3 separate regions of the Homo sapiens genome follow, and regions 1 and 2 are each linked to region 3. Evidence: chromatin loops called from intact Hi-C (ENCODE). Cell type or tissue: thyroid gland. All regions are shown on one strand. Links, peaks and the distances in the headings refer to the core of each region. The heading gives the core; the rest is flanking DNA.

The links. A loop is a pair of places that touch in the nucleus more often than their neighbours do. Peaks named below come from ENCODE experiments on the same cell type or tissue, not always from the same donor. Only the 100,000 strongest peaks of a DNase experiment are listed, where the experiment ranks them.
Region 1: a loop joins it to region 3, with 2.4 times the contacts of the local background. A loop is called at or near these places in 66 of 110 quality-filtered maps.
Region 2: it touches region 3 in a loop (4-fold over the local background); 42 of 110 quality-filtered maps call a loop at or near these places.

Annotation. Positions count from the first base shown.
Region 1 is chr22:45,860,699-45,866,393 of GRCh38, reverse strand. No RefSeq gene overlaps it. Among named protein-coding and RNA genes, the nearest start is that of MIR4762, 100 kb to the right of the region's middle. In thyroid gland, for the core only: a CTCF peak has its summit at 2,319 (motif pointing left); DNase peaks (open chromatin) are centred at 1,843 and 2,303.
Region 2 is chr22:45,574,921-45,580,615 of GRCh38, reverse strand. It overlaps FBLN1 (fibulin 1), which reads right to left. Exons shown (of 17, transcript NM_006486.3): 16 at 3,508-3,639. Among named protein-coding and RNA genes, the nearest start is that of LINC01589, 28 kb to the left of the region's middle. In thyroid gland, for the core only: a CTCF peak has its summit at 2,430 (motif pointing left); DNase peaks (open chromatin) are centred at 1,182 and 2,435.
Region 3 is chr22:45,643,364-45,649,058 of GRCh38, reverse strand. The region is part of intron 1 of LOC105373069 (a long non-coding RNA gene); the gene reads right to left. It overlaps LOC105373068 (a long non-coding RNA gene), which reads left to right. Exons shown (of 3, transcript XR_938309.4): 3 at 954-1,505. Among named protein-coding and RNA genes, the nearest start is that of ATXN10, 26 kb to the left of the region's middle. RefSeq lists an enhancer at 1-372 and silencers at 3,022-3,091, 3,102-3,391. In thyroid gland, for the core only: a CTCF peak has its summit at 3,300 (motif pointing left); DNase peaks (open chromatin) are centred at 1,038, 1,838, 3,298, 3,758 and 1 weaker place; H3K4me3 peaks cover 411 bases; H3K27ac peaks cover 2,961 bases.

The DNA.
Region 1 (5,695 bases), core at 304-5,303, 220 kb before region 3:
GGCACGGGAAGGGGAGCAGCTGAGGGGCTGGGAGGGAAGCGGAGAGTAGCGCGGAGCCAGGCGGAGGAGCGGACTTGTTATTTACAGTTATTAATTGCTGGGAACAGATTGCAGCTGGAAACGCTCTCGGTGCCAGCTCTCGGTGCCAGCTGAACCTCTCGGAGCAAGCCCCATTCGCGCAGGCCGCTGTGAGCGAAGGCTCCACGCGAGCATCTCCTGGGTGTGGGATCTCGGTAACCCCAGGCCTCACATCCTAACATCCAGGCCCTGGAGCCTGTGAGCCTCCTGAGGGTCTCTAACCGACTCCGGCTGGACAGTGCGGGCCCTCAACTTGCCCTAGTATGAGTCATCGTGGCAACACCTCAGAAAATACCCAAGTCACTCCAATTACAGCATTATCAATCGCTGCCATCGCTCTGGAACTCAACCCAATGAAACTGGCGAGAATGCCAGCCGAGCCGGGCCAGGCCGGGAGGAATCCAGTTCTTGGCGAAGGCTGCCGGCCTGGCAGTGCGTCTGCGGCCATGCCAAGCCACAAGCCCTGTGTGGTCGAAGCTGCAGAGGTGTCGGCTCCATTTCACAGTCATGGACACTGAGGCCCACCAAGGCTAAGGCCTGTCCTTCAGCCCAAACCCTCGGGAGAAAACCCAGAGAGGGAAAGGCTGCCTGGGCAAAGCCTGCCTCAGATGGCAGGGGGCGGTGGTGGGTAGGGGGCGGTGGAGAGGGCCGCAGTATGGCCATGCACCGCACTAGTCCCTGGCATGGTGGCCTTTCATGGAGCGTCTATCCTGTGTCGGCGGGGCCATGGGCTGTGCATGCATTACCCCATCAACCTCAACAAAGTAGGTGCCACGATCCCTGTCTTACAGACAATGAAACAAAGGCTCAAAGCATTTGTCACCTGCCCAGGGTTACTCAGTTAGTAAATGACAGCTCTAGGTTCAAACCCAGCCCCATCTGACTCCGGGTCCATGCTGCTTCCACAGGGACTCGCCTTCTGTCTCCTGCCTGAAGGTGAATGTGCTGACCGAGGGCACCGTCTCAGTGCCTGTGTGCACGTGTGCACACGCCACACCCATCAGCAAAGATCCCACTGGGCCCCTGCCTCTGACATCCTGCGGGCGGACAGCCTGGCCCAGCAGAGTGGGGAGGCCAAGTACAGCTGGCCCACCCACGATCCAGTGGTGCTCCATGCTCCTAATCAGTAAGATATGTTTTTGGAATAAAAACCACATCAGCATTTTTATTTTCAAGTTCAGACAAGGCTTTTTTTTTTCTTCCCCATCTTCCTTTCACATGGGTGAGGCTAATCTTCCTGCCTTGACTGACAAGTCTTTAGACTCAGCTATACATTTAAAGAAGCAAAGAATCAATGACCACGGCGCAGGCAGACTTCTTCCTTGAGTTTTTCAGATTTCAGTAACACCACAGCCCATAATTACTAATGCAAAATTAAAAAAAAAAAAAAAAAGATACCAAGACGGAAGCTAAGTGCTTCTTTGCTGTGTGTCCTGGCAAACCAGATGGGGCAAACTCCAGGACACTTCCTGCCCTTCCCTTGGTTAAAGAACGGTCTCACCTTTCTTCCCAAGGACCTTCCTGGGGAGCAGGGCCGGGGGTCCCCAGGTAGATGGGCTCCCAGACTGGGAGCAGGGAGGGGGAGAGCCTGGCGAGTGCTGGTGCTTCCGACGGAAAGATGGACTAATATAATGAAAGGCAAAGATGAATGGGGATGAGGAAGCAGGAGGCGGCAAGGGGAGAGGCGAGCGGGCGTCGGGAAGCTGCTGCAACTGTGCAGGCCCAGGTGTGAGCCAGCAGCTCCAGGGAAACCACTTACAGCTCAAGAATACCAAGAGCAGGCGAAAGCCTCTCTCAGGAGTGGGGAGGACGCCATGGTTACAGAGTAAACATTACCATTTCCTCTCCCCTCCTTAATGTTTTTCAGAGTATATTCAAGTTAAAAGTCTCTCCTCATGGAATTTAACTTGACTTCTATTTAAGAAAAGGTGGGGGTGGGGGAGGCAAATTCAATGCAGTAAGTTTCTTGGGCATTTGTTCAGAAAGGTTTCCGAGAAAAGCAGAGCCTCAAACGCTGGTAGGTGGAGGAGAGGTGGAGAAGCTACCGGCAGAGCTAACTGCACAAGTTACCTCCTTCCAGAGGCAAACCCGAGAGAACAGGCACTTCACTGTGGGGCCTGTTCCGGGCACTGCTGGATGTCAGACACTTGGGCCCACTAAATGTCAGTGACATCCCCTAGTGACTGACAACTCACGCTCCCACATAGTCCAAAATGCCCCCTGGTGGGGGGAGGGGGTACTGCCGCCAGAGAGCTGCTGGGGTGGATAATTGGATGTGTGGGGATTTTCTCACCTCTGGAAGGAGGTTAGACGTGTAGTTGGCTCTGCCGGGAGCTCTTCCACCTCTTCTCCATCTGGCTCACCCAACTCAGCGTTTGAGGCTCTGCTTAAATGTTATTTCTTATAACTTTTCTGAACAAATGCTCAACAAACTTACTGCCTTGAATTTGCAGTAGTGTGTGATGTGTGGGTGTGAGGGGGCACAGAGTGGGGAAGGATGGTGGTTAGAGATGAGGGTGTCAAGAGGCACCAGCTGGCTCATCAGTTGCTTCGAATGCCATCTTGGGGAGGAAGCCCCTGAAGAATTTCAGGTAGGGGAATGGCAGGACAGAGCTGCACTCCAGAAAGATCACTTTGGCTGCCGGGTGAATCATGCTTTAGAGAAAGATAAGATTGATGATTGAGGCCTGGAATTTTCTTTGTGGAAGACAATTTCTTTTATTTTCTTTTTTTTTTAAGAGACAGGACCTAGCTCTGTTGCCCAGGCTGAAGTGCAGTGCACAATCATGGCGCAGTACAGCCTCAACCTCCTGGGGTCAGGCAATCCTCTCACCTCAGCCTCCTGGGTAGCTGGGACTACAGGTATGAGCTACCACCTTGGCTAATTGTTCTATTTTTTGTAGAGATGGGGTCTTGCTCTGTTGCCCAGGCTGGTCTCGAACTCCTAGGTTCAAGGAATCCTCCTATCTCAGCCTCCCAAAGTGCTGGGATTACAGGTGTGAACTGCTGAGCTCGGCCTCGACTTTAATAGATATAGGGCTATTAGGATTTTCTATTTCTTCTTATGTCCATTTTAATAATTCATGTCTTTCATGGAAATAATTTCATCTAAGCTGTCAACATTTTTGGTATAAAATTATTCATAATTTTTCTTTATCTCCCTTTGTAGGACTTGTAGTGATGTCCTATCTGTCACTGCTGTTATCCTTAAAGTGTGGGGTTTTTTCTAGCTGGAGATTGAGCAATTTTATGGATGTTTTCAAAGATCCAGCTTTTGGTTTTATTGATTTTCTCTATTGTTTGACAATTTTCGATTCCATTCATTCTGCTTTTCCTGGTATTGTTTTCTTCTTACTTTGTATTTCACTTGCTCTTGTTTTTCTAGTTTCTTATGTTGGGAACTTAGATCATCAGTTTTCAATCTCCCTTCTTTTCTAACACAGCATAAAGCTCTGCATTTCCCTCAAGCACTGCTTTAGCTGCATCTAAAAAATTTCCAGATATTGTATTTTCCATATTATTCAGCTCAACGTATTTCCAATTTGCTTTTTAATGTCTTCTTTGACCTACAAGTTATTCATAAAAATGCTTTTCAATTTCCAAATATTCAGATTTTTCCAGGCATCTTTTTGTTATATATTTTAATTTAGTTCTGTATGTGAAATCATAGTTATTCTCTAGAATTTCAAGCATAAACATACTACCTTAGGATAACATTCTGAGTGAAGGGACATGAAAATGCAGGTTTTAGAAGAAGTAGTAAGAATATAGCTTTCTCTCAGTATATTTGGGAGTATCCCACAAACACTGCATTTTTAGTCTATGTTTGGTTGAAAAAAACCCATTTTATAAGTGGCTCCTTGCAGTTCAAACTCGTGTTGTTTGAGGGCCAGCTGTATTTCCGAACATTAAAAGAAAGCATGTTCCACTTCAAAATGGATAATGGTGGGTACTACATTTTTCTGTATTTGAATTCTATTAAGATCATTGAAGGAGTGATGTAATTGTTCTATTTTAAAGCATCTCAGCTATTTGTTGAAAATTATATTATTTGCATCTGTAAATACTTAAGATGAAAAAATTTAGAAATCAACTTGATAGTTTGATACAGATTTTTTTCCGTGTTCTTTGGGGAGATGTGAACAAAATGTTTGAAGATAACTTAGCTGAATAATGAATAACAAGGTATCTGGAATTCGGGCATTTTCTTTTTCTTTTAGGATGGGTCAGGCTTGAGCCTACGGGAAAGGAGGTGGCAGGGAGGGAGAGGTGGAAGATGCAGGAGACTGAGGATTGCCTGAGCGTGAGGTCCCTGTGGAAGTGGAATGGGCAGCGTCGCTCACAGGTGGAGGGCTGGCCTTGGAAGGAGATGGGCTTCTTTCACTGTCCAGGAGGGAGACAGGAGCAGGTGGGTGCAGGTGCAGGCTGGAAGGATTGAGGGTGAGAAATTGAGGGAGTTCCTGTCTGAAGGTCCTGGTGAAGTAGGAGGTGAGAGGAGATGGGGGGCCAGATGTTTGGGCAGAATTCAGGTTTTCAGTAGCCCCTGCGGAGCTCAAGGGTGCTGAAGGCATGATGCACGCGCTATGAAAGGAGACTGTTCGACACTCTTGCAGCCCCTGTCACAATTGAAGCTGCGCTTCTTTAGTGCCTCAGTTGGAGAGCCACTGTCTTTTCCCAGTGCCCAGCCCAGGGTCTGGTGCTTGGTATTTGTTGAAGGGATAGATTGCTGGACACGTGAGCCCAGGCATCATCAAAGCACAGCTGTGAGAAAGCCAGGTTGGGCTGTCATGACCAGGCCTAAGACTGCAGTGACCTGCTGCCTGCTTCCCACAGGCGTACCATTCATCTCTCTCCCAGTGCCTGCTCTGAGTGAGTCGTCATAATGCATGAAACCATCTACGGCAGTGGGAACACGTCCCAGGGGTTAGTGGAAGGTGCAGATCGAGGCGGACCCAAGTCCTTGGAAGGTTTCCTGACAGGGGGAGGGCACTGTGGCCGGGCTTTAAAGAAAGAGCAGGTTTTTGGTGGGGGAGAACAATGTGAATAAAAGCCCAGAATAAGGACCCACACAGATCCTGCCAATGGAAGCAGGTGGGGCTCTGCCATCCTCTGCTGCAGCAGGATTCTCTGTGCACTCCACCCCGCCCCCCACCCCACTCTGCAGGAGCCCCAGCACGGCGGCTGCCATTTGCTCAGCATCTTCTTTTTTTTGTTTGTTTTGTTTTGTTTTAAACAATATTATGAAATGGTCTTGTTTTTTTTATTTTTTTTTATTATACTTTAAGTTTTAGGGTACATGTGCACATTGTGCTGGTTAGTTACATATGTATACATGTGCCATGCTGCTGCGCTGCACCCACTAACTCGTCATCTAGCATTAGGTATATCTCCCGATGCTATTCCTCCCCCCTCCCTGCTCAGCATCTTCTAAGAGCAAGGTACCCTCTGGAAACCACCGGATGGAATCCTGACCTCGATTCTGGTTTGCTGGAGGGATGGTCTGCCTTTAGTGATGTTCAGGCCTTCAATGTATTGGATGGGGCCCGCCCCCGTTGGGGAGGGCCCTCTGCTTTATGGGGTCTACCAATTCAAATTCAATTCAAATGTTAATCTCATC
Region 2 (5,695 bases), core at 304-5,303, 68 kb after region 3:
CCAGCTCTGAGTGGCCTCGGGCAAATCTCTTGCCCTCTCTGGCTCTCGCTCTCTCCTTTGTTAGAGGAGATAATCCCACCGTGTCACAGGGTCCTGGCGATGATGAAACCCTGGCTCCTGGTCATCACAGGTGCTCACTAAGTGTCACTCCCTCACATGCAAGGACACTCAGCTCGGGCCTCACCTCCTCCAGGAAGCCCTCCTGATCCGGTGCCCAGTGTCCACACAGGGCATGGCCTAGAGCAGACAGGTGTTCAGCAAGCACCGTGAGTAGGCGGCGTTCCCTGCCGTGTGCTGCAGGCAGCACAGAGCTGCACGGGGCTGCCCAGGAGGCTCAAGAGCCTCCCACGCTCCCCACCAGGAGCAGCAGCCCTGGAAGCCGCTTTCTTCCTCTCCACCACCATGAAGGGTTTCTGCCTAAGTCACTGCTTGAAATCAGAACTGCACTGCTAAAAACAAGTCGGAAAACATCCCAGGCCCTGCAGTTTTTCAGTTGCACAGTCTCAGGCGGTCATTTAACTCAGCTCCCTCCTTTGCCCAAGGGAGACAATCATGACCCGTCGCTGGCAGTGTCTGTGAGGACTGGGGAATGCGGGGGTGAAGGTGCCCAGCAACGGTAAGGAGCCGGCAAGGGTTCAACCCCACGTTTTCAGGGCTGCTTCAGGCTGGGCTCGAGTCCAACGGTGGAACCATCTATTACCAGGTGGACAGGCCAGGAGCCGTGTGCCGGGATGGCTGCCCCTAGGGACCAGGAAGCTCCCAGGATGTATGGAAGTTATTCTGGGCAGAAGAGGAGGGAGAAGGAAGTAGGGATATGGAAGCCCAAGGAGGAGATCTCAGACAGAGAAATAAGATCAGCGCAGTGGGGACAGAGACAGGAGCCAGCCAGCAATGCAGCCTAGGTCCCAACACGCAGGGCTTGCCTCCCTGGTCTCAGTCTTCCACCTGAGATGACATGGGCACCAGGTCAACTCCAGGAGCCCAGCCAGGTGGGGCATCCTGCACACAGACCGAGGCGTGGAAGAGGCAGGGGCCTCCCCAGCACACAGGGCTACAGGCACGACAATTCCAAGGGCCAGGCTGGGGCCCTCCCCCACGCAGCCCCAGCCCAGAATTCCAAAGACCAGGGCACCCGTGACCAACTGTGCCGGGGGAAGCCGCTGGGTCCTTGTGGCCTCATCCACATTCCGTTCCCAGAAGCCCGCTGCCGGGACGGCACCTGTGATCATCTCTCATACCCTGGGACTCCTTTCCATTGCCCACTGTGTCCCTGATTCACTGTAAGAAGACTGGCAAGCCCCCTCGCCCTTCCGGGCCTCAGTTTCCCCTCCTACGGAAGAAGGAAGGGATGGTCTCTAGGAGCCTCCAGGCTCTGACATGCCAGGATTTTCTGCCCCAGTGGATGGGAAGCTGAGAAACAGACACTCCCAGGTTGGTTCTGTCTGGAGCAGATGCAGCCAGAGAAAGGCGCTGGTGGGTGCTGGTTCTAGGCCCAGCAGCTGCCCAACCTCTTGGCTTGGGTCACCCCAGGAAGGATGTAGGTGGGAACTAAAGACGTAAAACCTGCCAGGAGACTTCCCCTAAGAGAGCCTCCACAGGCCATCAAGGCCTGTCTCTGTGCATGCCTATTTCGGCATCATATTTTGATGATCTGATACGGGGTGGCTTCTCCCTGCTGCTGAGATGCAAAGTCCTCAGGGGCTATGTGGCATTTATCCATCTCTGTATCTGCAAGGCTTAGCCCAGGGTCAGGCACAGGTAGAGGCTCAAGAAGGGTTCAGAAACGGAAAGAATGAGTGAGTGAACTAGAAGGTCCTAGGATTCCAAACTCCCATGTTCCAAGATCTAGAAATCACCTGAGGGCCATGTCCCAGCCACAACTGCAGGCCCAGCATCAAGCACAGGGCTGGCCCCTTTGGGGCGGGGGGCGGCTGTGGGCCAGTGTCAGGGTGCATACCCCACCCACCCAGTGGGACAGGACAAAGCCCTGACCCAACCCCCTCCCTGCCTGCCCTCCTGCACAGGGGCCTGAAGGACCCTCAAGGCTGTCTTCATCTAAACTCTCATTTCACAATGGGGGAAACTGAGGCCCAGAGTGGGGAGTGACTCAAGGGCAAGCAGCAAGTTTCACAACTGCCGACAACCAAACCATGCGCCTTCCCCTTGGAATCACGCGAGGGCTAATGCACCATTAATTGTAATTAACTAATTATTCCTGCTGCCAGCTAGCGCAGGAGGAGGCTGGGGTGGGGAGCCCCCCAGTGACTCAGTCATGTTTACAACATGCAAACCCATTTAAAAGCTTGTAAAGGTGCTATAAATGGCTCTTTGGCAAGACGGGAATAACGATTCCCTTTCTCCAGCTGCCAGTTTTAACAACCGTCGGGTTTGAGGCGCAAAGACTGAGCGTCCAAGGTCCAACAGCGCCACCTGGAGGCCAGGCTCCAAAACGCTCTGCTCTGTGCGCACTGCACGCTCGTGGGTTCTGGTTAGGACCTCCCGGACTCCAGCGCCTAAGGGACTAGGAAGCCCACTCCTCCCAGTTCACAATGGGGAAACTGAGGCCCAGGGGAGGTCAGGGACTGTCCGTCCGTTGCTCAGCTGCTTTGAAAGTGTTCAGAGTATAAATCCGAGTCCAAAATGGCAGATGCCACCGTTTTCATTTCCCATGACTGTAAATCTTTTAAAATGTGACAGTTCAGGAGAGGGGCTGTGAATGACAGAAACAAGCGTGCGGAATGGAGTGGGCCTGGATATTTTTTCACACGAGTAGGTTGTCATTAAAGCCCGTTCCTAGCCAGGGAGGGCCCTGCCCCCGCCTGTAAACATCTTCCCCAGCCTGCACCCACCAACAGGACTTCCACAGTCCCCTCATGCCCCAGCCTCCCTTCACGCTCCCCAAACACCGGATCTCCAGGGAGAAAGAGCAGTGAGCTCCCCATTCAGATGGGCTGTGCACACAGAGTGGCCTTGGTCCTCTTACCAACTGATGCGTAGGGAGGGGACGACTACTGCTCAAGGCCACATGGCGAATCCAGCTAGTTCCAAGGCTGAGAGACCAGAGCTCAGGCCCTCTGATTCCTACTTTGCTATCCCTCCCATTGCACCCCAAGAATAACAATCCCCTTAGCTCCCACCGACCGCGGGACTGTGCCAGCCCTCAGGACAAGCACTTTACTTGGGTGGTATCATTTGAAATTCATGGTTGTGAGGCGCAGCGCTCTCTGGAACCCACCCATGTTATAGGCAGGGAGACCGAGACCCAGAGGGGTCACCCAGAGAGTGGGTGGCACAGCTAGGGTCAGATCCCAGGCAGGATCCCCCACTCTGGCTGTTCCTCCGGCCGAGACCGATTGGGAGCTGTGGTGGCCTCGGCGCTGGGCCCTGAAGGTTGGGTGGGCTTGAATTTGGGGAGGGGACTCAGATGGGAGTTGGGCTGGGCCAGAGAGGGTTTCGGGGTGGAGGGGGAGGGGTGCCTGGATAGAGCTGATATTCCCAGCCACTCACCCACGGTCATGCCGTCCATGTAACGCTTGATGATGTCAAAAGAGTCCCGCAGGTTCCCTTCCGTGATGTCGAAGATGATGTTAGCCTGGCTGGCAGGATGCGGTGGCGTGATGGCCCGGAGGAAGATGATCTCTGCAGAGGCACAGAATGGAGAAGGGCTCAGCACAGCCTGGCCCCAGCCCCAGTCCCAGCCTCGTCCCCAGGAACTCACCCTTGGGGAATGAAGACCTAACCCAGGGCCCTTTCATGAGACAACATCAATGAAGCCAGAGATCCCCTGTGTGGGGAGGGTGGAGGGGTCTGGACCTTCCTATATCATAGCCCATCCCTGTTTTATAGCAGGGGAAACTGAAGTCAGGAGAGATTTTGGATCTTCCTCGGGGACACAGAGCTAATCAGAGGAAGGGCTGGTGAGAAGTCATCAGTCACTGTGCATATTCATGAAGGTGGGGACCAGAGGAGGAAAGCGAGTGAGGGGACAGAGGGAGACAGCAGAAAGGCCAGAGGGGTGGGCTCCTCTCCCATCTATAGTGCCACAGGTCAGGGGGGCCACCCTGAGCGGTGGCCTGGGTTCTCTGGGGGGTGTGTGTCCATCTCCCAGATCAGACAGTGAAGCAGGGCAGCCCCAGCTCTGGGCTGTCTTGGGGGAGTCCTCTCTGTGGGCCTCAGTTTCCTCACCTGTAAGGTGAGGAAGGAAGCCGGCGGAGACCCACTAAAGGTCCTTTCAGCACTTAAGGTCAGGGTGTGGATTTCCTGGGCCCAAGATGCTAACAGGTGTCCCAACGGCACTCGGCTCCCTGCGATAACCAACACTCAGATCGGGGCTGGCCGGAGAGGCCACAAAACCAGCCACTGGGGATTTGGGAAGGATTTGTATGTGGTTTGGTGAAACCCCATCATTTTGCAAAAGGCAAATACCAGTTAGTTATTTTCTCTGACCCAAGTCTGTGCCACCCTGTGACGATTCAGCGTTATTCCTTTTCGGGAGGAGCAAACCTAGGGGGACTGGGACTGGGGACGGCTCCTTGGGCAACCACGTGCTGAGGGAGCCTCTCCTCCCCCCACCCCCCCGCATGGTTGTGTCATGGTGTAAACACTGGTGTCCTCGCGGCTGGCTCCGTTGCATGCCTCCCCTGAGAGGGTGGGAGGACCCCTTCTTATCACCATGTCCCTAGAGCCTGACACAGAGGGGCTCCGTCCACGGCTGCTGAATGAACTCATCATGGCATGCTTCTCCGCAGGCCAGGGATAGGGACTCCCTAGAGGGCGGGGGTGGTTGGGGACCGGGCACACGGGCAGCACAGCCAGGAAGCGAGGTGAACAGGACAATGCTCCATCCATAGCCCTCTGCCAGGCTTGGGAGCACGCAGCCCAGGCCCTGCTCCAGAGAAACGGTGCAGTGATGGCAGGTTACACAACATGACTACACTGCATGCCAGGAGCTTCCTAGAGAGCCAGGCTGGGGTGTGGGAGCACTGACTGGGTTACACCTGAGCTTCCTGCTCCCCGTCTGGCCCCTCCAGTTCACCTGGCCCTGGATCAACAGGATGATGTTTCTATATGCAAACCTCCTCCACTGCAACCTTCCGATGGTTCCCCCAAAGCCTGGGGGTTGAAGGCCCAACTCCAGTTTTAGCCTCCTGTTTATCCTTCCAGCCCACCTCTTGCCAAGCCTCTAGCGCTCCAGCAGAAAACCTTGGCTCAGTTTCTCAAACGCCCACACCGCCCCCCCATACCTCCAGACCCTTCTGGCCATGTCCTGCTCCACTGGGCACCCTCCTCCCCTTCTCCCCCTTTCACTCAAATACCTCACCACTCAGGACCCAGCCTAGCCATCACTTCCTCCCGGAGGCCCTCCCTGATTCTCCAGTGCTGGTCACAGAATCAGCGCTTAATGGCTCTCTGCAGAACAACCGTTACCCATAAGAAAAGACCACCTGAACGGAAAGCTGAGAATGGGCCAAATGCTGCTGTGCCAGGTGGGTGTGGGGGGGACACAGACACAAAGAAAGTTCTGCATGTCAAGTTGCCAGGCGCGGTGGCTCACGCCTGTAATCCCAGCACTTTGGGAGGCTGAGGCGGGTGGATCATGAGGTCAGGAGATTGAGACCATCCTGGCGAACACGGTGAAACCCCGTCTTTACTAAAAATACAAAAAGATTAGCCAGGCGTGGTGGCGGGCGCCTGT
Region 3 (5,695 bases), core at 421-5,420:
TCTGGGCGTCCATGCCTGCGCCCTGCCCTGTTCCTTTGTGAACTACAAGGCAGAGCCATCTGCCAGAAAAGATGTCACCCATTTGGAATACATGCTGGGAAGAGGAGGAGGCTGAGAGCATGGGGTGAGCAGCTGCCTCTGAGTACCATGGCTTTGCAGGCACCAAACATCCTTGGTGTGGGCTCTCTCCCACCAGAGTGTGGAGGCTAGCATGGGATGGCGGAGACAGGTGCTGTGTAAATCCCTGGCTTGAGTGCTGCGGATGAGCAGGGCGGAAGGACAAAAGGGCCAGGCATGTGAGGGCGCTGGCAAGAGTGTGGCTGGGATGATGTCCCCTGTGGTCCGGAGGCCCAGAGATGGGGACCCGGGGTGGCTGGTGTCCACAGGAAAGTGCAGGGAGCTGAGATCAGGACGAGGTCAGGGGGTGTGGTGGGACGGAGGCGTGAGAGGCCTGGCGGCGTCGGAAGTGGTCAGGGAGCGGGATCTCGGAGTGCAGTTGGAACCTTCAAGTGATGACAGGGCCCAGGGCGTGGGTGGCCACAGTGAGCGGAGGTGAAGGTCACTGCCCAGCAGGTGTGGGAAGGGCAGCCCAGCACTGGCAGCCCCCCGAGGCTTTGCGTGCATGGTTCCTGGGTTCCATGCGTCCCCCGATGACTCACAGGTGTGCTTCTGTGGCCCTTAGTTCTCACCCTCACTTCCTGCTTCTGTCTACCCTGTGAGCAGCGTCTCACCACCACCAAACATTGCTGAACAGGACTTATTTTCTTTATACCAAATCCTTCCCTTTTTTAACCACCCTATCATTGTCTTCCCAAGCCCCCAATTTTTATGTCACTCATTTCCTCCTCTTCTTCGCTGGTTTGGCTCCTCCCCACCCCCAGTCTATTACAAATCCTCATGAATTATTTTGTCCATAACATTTCTAAGCTAAGTGTCCTTCTTTCCAATTTCAGAGCTAAAACCATGCCCAGGAACTGGCGTCCCAAATCTAAACAGTGAGGCTTGAGAAGCGGGCTGGATTCCACGGTGCGCAAGTGTGCAGAGGACATAAGCCGAGAAGAGGCCCTTGGAGAGGACAGAAATAACAACATCGTAGGCAGACAGTTGTGGGTTCTGCCAGTCACGCTTTCGCACAAGTCACAGCACTCAGCCTCAGTAAGCAGAGGAAAATAACAGAAAACAAAGTTGGAAAGCATGGCTGAGGAGAGGGAGATAAACCGAGATAAATCGTGAAGAGTGGTTGAAATAAGCTACCGACAGGCTTGACCCGCAGCAGGTGCCTGATTCTGCTGGTTCCCAGTCCAGCCCCAGCTCAGGTGCACAAGGCGTCCGGGGGACTGCCAGCACTGCACAGCCCTTTCCATACCTCCTGGATGGTGACCTTTACCTCCGTTCCACCGTGGCCACCCATACCCTGGGCCTTTGTCATCTCTCGAAGGTTCCAACTGCACTCTGAAATCCCACTCCCTGACTGCAGCTTCCAAAGCTGCCAGGAAACTGCCAGCTTCCAGGCCAGCCACTCAACAGCCTCCAAGACTCACTTTCCTCATCTATAAAATGGGGTTTCTAATATCTGCTTTGCCCAGCACACAGAGCTGCTGGGAGAATCAAATATGATTATGTATATGAAGATACTTCACGAATGATGACATTCTAGTAAGCTAGCAAATAGTTGTCCCAGCCATACCCACTGCCAAATGGGCCACTCAGGAGATCCAAGGAGATCACTCTGCCGCGAATGCTATTTTATTCATATCATTCAGGACCTTCATGGTGGAGGCTTGTTGACATTGGCTTGTGGTTGAGAGGAGCTCCGGAGTCAAGCCGTCTGTGTCCAGATCCCTGCCTCAAGTGCTACCAGCCATGTGAGCTGAGTGCATTATATAACTTCAGCATGACTCAGCGTCCACTTCTGAAAGATGGGATGGACGATGGTGACAGGGTCATCCCATTGGGTCATTGTGAGCATTCAACGAGAGGGCATAGGACAGTGGCTGGTAAGTGCTCATAAACCGTTAGCCGGCCGGGCACGGTGGCTCACGCCTGTAATCCCAGCACTTTGGGAGGCCAAGGCGGGTGGATCACCTGAGGTCAGGAGTTCGAGACCAGCCTGGCCAACATGGTGAAACCTCGTCTCTACTAAAAATACAAAAATTAGCCAGGTGTGGTGGTGGGCACCTGTAATCCCAGCTACTTGGGAGGCTGAGGCAGGAGAATCCCTTGAACCCAGGAGGCGGAGGTTGCAGTCAGCCAATATCACACCATTGCACTCCAGCCTGGGTTACAGAGTGAGACGCCATCTCAAAAAAAAGAATAAAAAAACCTGTTAGCCATTATTATGATCACACTGTTCACAAGTTCACCCCACTACCAAAAAATGGCCACATTCCACCCACTCCCCACCAACCAAAGGCACAAGCACCTCTGTCATCTGCTCTCTCAGGATGGTCACACATCTCGATGGCCTGGACCATGAGCCAAGGGTGGACGTTCATCCAGAATGGCCCTCGCTTTCCAACTTTGTTTTGTTATTTTTGTGCTGTATAAAAACCCCACTGCTGCAGACACTACTGCCCAAACAAACTGTTGAGTAATTAATGGTTTGACCATTTTTCAACCTCGGCTTCTAGGAGAGGAGACATTTGTACACGACCTGGGATGTCAGGAAACAAGACCAAGGGCTTGAAGAGGGTTGGGGCAGGTCTCCCGGCTGCCCCTCTGCAGCCAAAAGCCTCTCATTGCTCCCCAGATGTCTGTTTCTGCCCCCAAGCATAGCCCATGCCTTGCCCCGCACCTGGGAGGCTCTCTAGCCTCTCCCCGTGGGCCCTGCCAAGGCCTCCCTCCAATGCAATGCGAGTTGCCACTGCCCTCAGGCCCTCTCCAAGTTAGAACCCCACACCCAGCCCACATTTACCCTGTGCGTGGACACACACCTCCTTGCTTTCTTTACCTTTATGATGAGCGCAGTGATTGGTTTTGAACACGTTTCCTCGTCAGGGTTGTGTATGTTGTAAAGCTGTCTTGTGGCCGGGCGCGGTGTGGTGTAGGGTGTTAAAGTGGGGAGATACTCGCTCACAACCTGGAGCGTGAGAGGGCGACAGGCAGGGGACCGCAGAAGGGAAGGGGGGCGCATTGCGGAGGCGGGGGCGGGGCGGAAAGAGGCCAGGGGCCGTTCAGCAGGTTAGCATGGAGCAGGGTGAGACAGTGCTGGAGGAGGAAACGCGCCCGGCGAGGAGCCGCCGCGTCCCGGCCCTGCCAGCCGCCATTCGAGGCCGCGCACCGCCACCTGCTGGGCGCCCGGGGAGGTGCCGCCTAGCCGCACGTGGGTCCCAGGGCAGGCGCCACGCAGCAGCGGAGTCCACCTGGGCAGGTGCGGATCCCCGGGCTCGCCTCCCCACCTCGGAGGGAAGAGCCTGACTGAGGACTCTGGGTCCCAGTCCCAGCTCAGACACCGGCTGAGAGGCTTCCGTGACGGTCAGGTCGGGAGAGGGCTCTCCTGCCTGCCGCACGTCCTGTGAGTCCGTTTGTTCCTCTGCCGGCCCCAGCCCCACCGCAAGCCCCCTGCCTCCGCTGCTCTGCCCACCCTCCCTGGGCACTGGAGTGGGCCCTGAGGAACGGCAGAGGCCCATCTGCAAAGCTCTGAATACCTCTCCCAACCGCAGATTAAATGGCACCCACGGAGGCCAAGCTCTCAGCAAGCACCGCGCTTGACTGCTCCTCTGGGTGCCCAGAAGACCATCGGTCGGTCTGTTCTTCCGAGGAAAGAGGCCCGGACCTTGATTCAGGATCCTCGCCCGGTCTAAACATACACACTTTGGGGACTGGGAGCTGAGCGGTTCTTCTAGAAAGGTCTCCTTGTTCCTTAGTCAAAATACAGGTTTGCCCCGTTTGTTCTTGCTCAGCCTTCTGAAACAATCAGAATAACTTTTTTCGTACGATGCCTACAAACAGCTTTAATGTTCCCTGTAAATATTCATTCCGAGCTAAGTGTGCCCAACTTCCTGCATTCTTTAGAGCAGTGGACAATTTCAACCGAGGACGATTTTGCCCTGCAGGGGACATTTGGCAATGTCTGGAGAACTTTTGGTGATCTACCCGGAGGAGGGAGACCACTCCTGGCGTCTGGTGGGGAGAGGCCCCCGTGCTGCTAAGCATCCTAAGGTACATGGCGTAGCACCTCCATCCCGCCACACGCACAACAAAGAATTGTCCCACCCAAAAGTCAACAGTGCTGAGGTTGAGAAGTCCTGCTTGAGAGTTCTGAGGTTTTTTTGGTTTTTTTGTTTGTTTTTGAGACGGAATCTCGCTCTATCACCCAGGCCGGAGTGCAGTGGTGCAATCTCAGCTCACTGCAACCTGTGCCTCCCAGGTTCAGGCAATTCTCCTGTCTCGGCCTCCCGAGCAGCTGGGATTACGGGCATGCGCCACCACCCCCGGCTAATTTTTGTATTTTTAGTAGAGTGGGGGTTTCACCATGTTGGCCAGGCTGGTCTCGAACTCCTGGGCTCAAGTGATCTGCCCACCTCGGCCTCCCAAAGCGCTGGGATTACAGGCTTGAGCCATCGCAACCGGCCTCTGCTTGAGAGTTCTGAGTCTTCTCAAGGTTCTGGTCCCTTCTGTAGATACTCTTCATGCATTCATGTTTCTATCGCCACGGGGTACCAACTCCAGGCCAGCTCCCACCAGCCTGGACATCGTAAGTTCTAGACACCAGGCGTCTCTCAGTGGAGCCTAACAATTACATCAGCCTTCTTAGCAATGCTTTGCTCATATGATCAGTATATCTTTTTTTTTTTTTTCCGAGATGGAGTCTCACTCTGTCACCCAGGCTAGAGTGCAGTGGCGGGATCTCAGCTCACTGCAACCTTTGCTTCCCAGGTTCAAGTGATTCTCCTGCCTCAGCCTCCCGAGTAGCTAGGATTACAGGCGCATCCCTCCATGCCTGGCTAATTTTTTGTATTTTTAGTAGAGACAAGGTTTCACCATGCTGGCCAGGCTGGTCTCAAACTCCTGACCTCGTGATCTGCCCCCTCCTCGGCCTCCCAAAGTGCTGGGATTACAGGCGTGAGCCACCGCGCCCGGCCGATCTGTATGTCTTTAATCAGTGTTACGGGCCAGGTGCGGTGGCTCATGCCTGGAATCCTAACATTTTAGGAGGCCAAGGTGGGCAGATTGCTTGAGCCCAGGAGTTCAAGAGCAGCTTGCACAACATGGTGAAACCCCATCTCTATGAAAAATTAGCTGGGCATGGTGATGTACACCTGTAGTCCCAGCTACTTGGGCGGCTAAGGTGGGAGGATCGCTTGAGCCTGGGAGGTCAAGGTCGCAGTGAGTCATGATAGCGCCACTGCACTCCAGCCTGGGCGACAGAGCGAGACCTGTCTCAAAAAAAAAAAAAAAAAAAAAAAAAAAAATCAGTGTTTTGAACAGAGAACTTAGAGGCTTAAATATGCATGTGATTAAATAAAAGACATATATTACCTAGAAAAAACAGGTATTATTCTCACACAGAAAAACGTTGGGTAAAATAAACATTCCTATTGGATGGATTCAATTTTAAATGATTCCTCTTATACAAATTTTGTTTCAACCATTCCTCTTAACAAAGAAATGGCGAAGCCCTCCTAAAGCCCTCCAGAACAGACTGAACAAAGGAAAAAAGATGCTTGTCAACTCAAATATGAAAGGCCTGCTC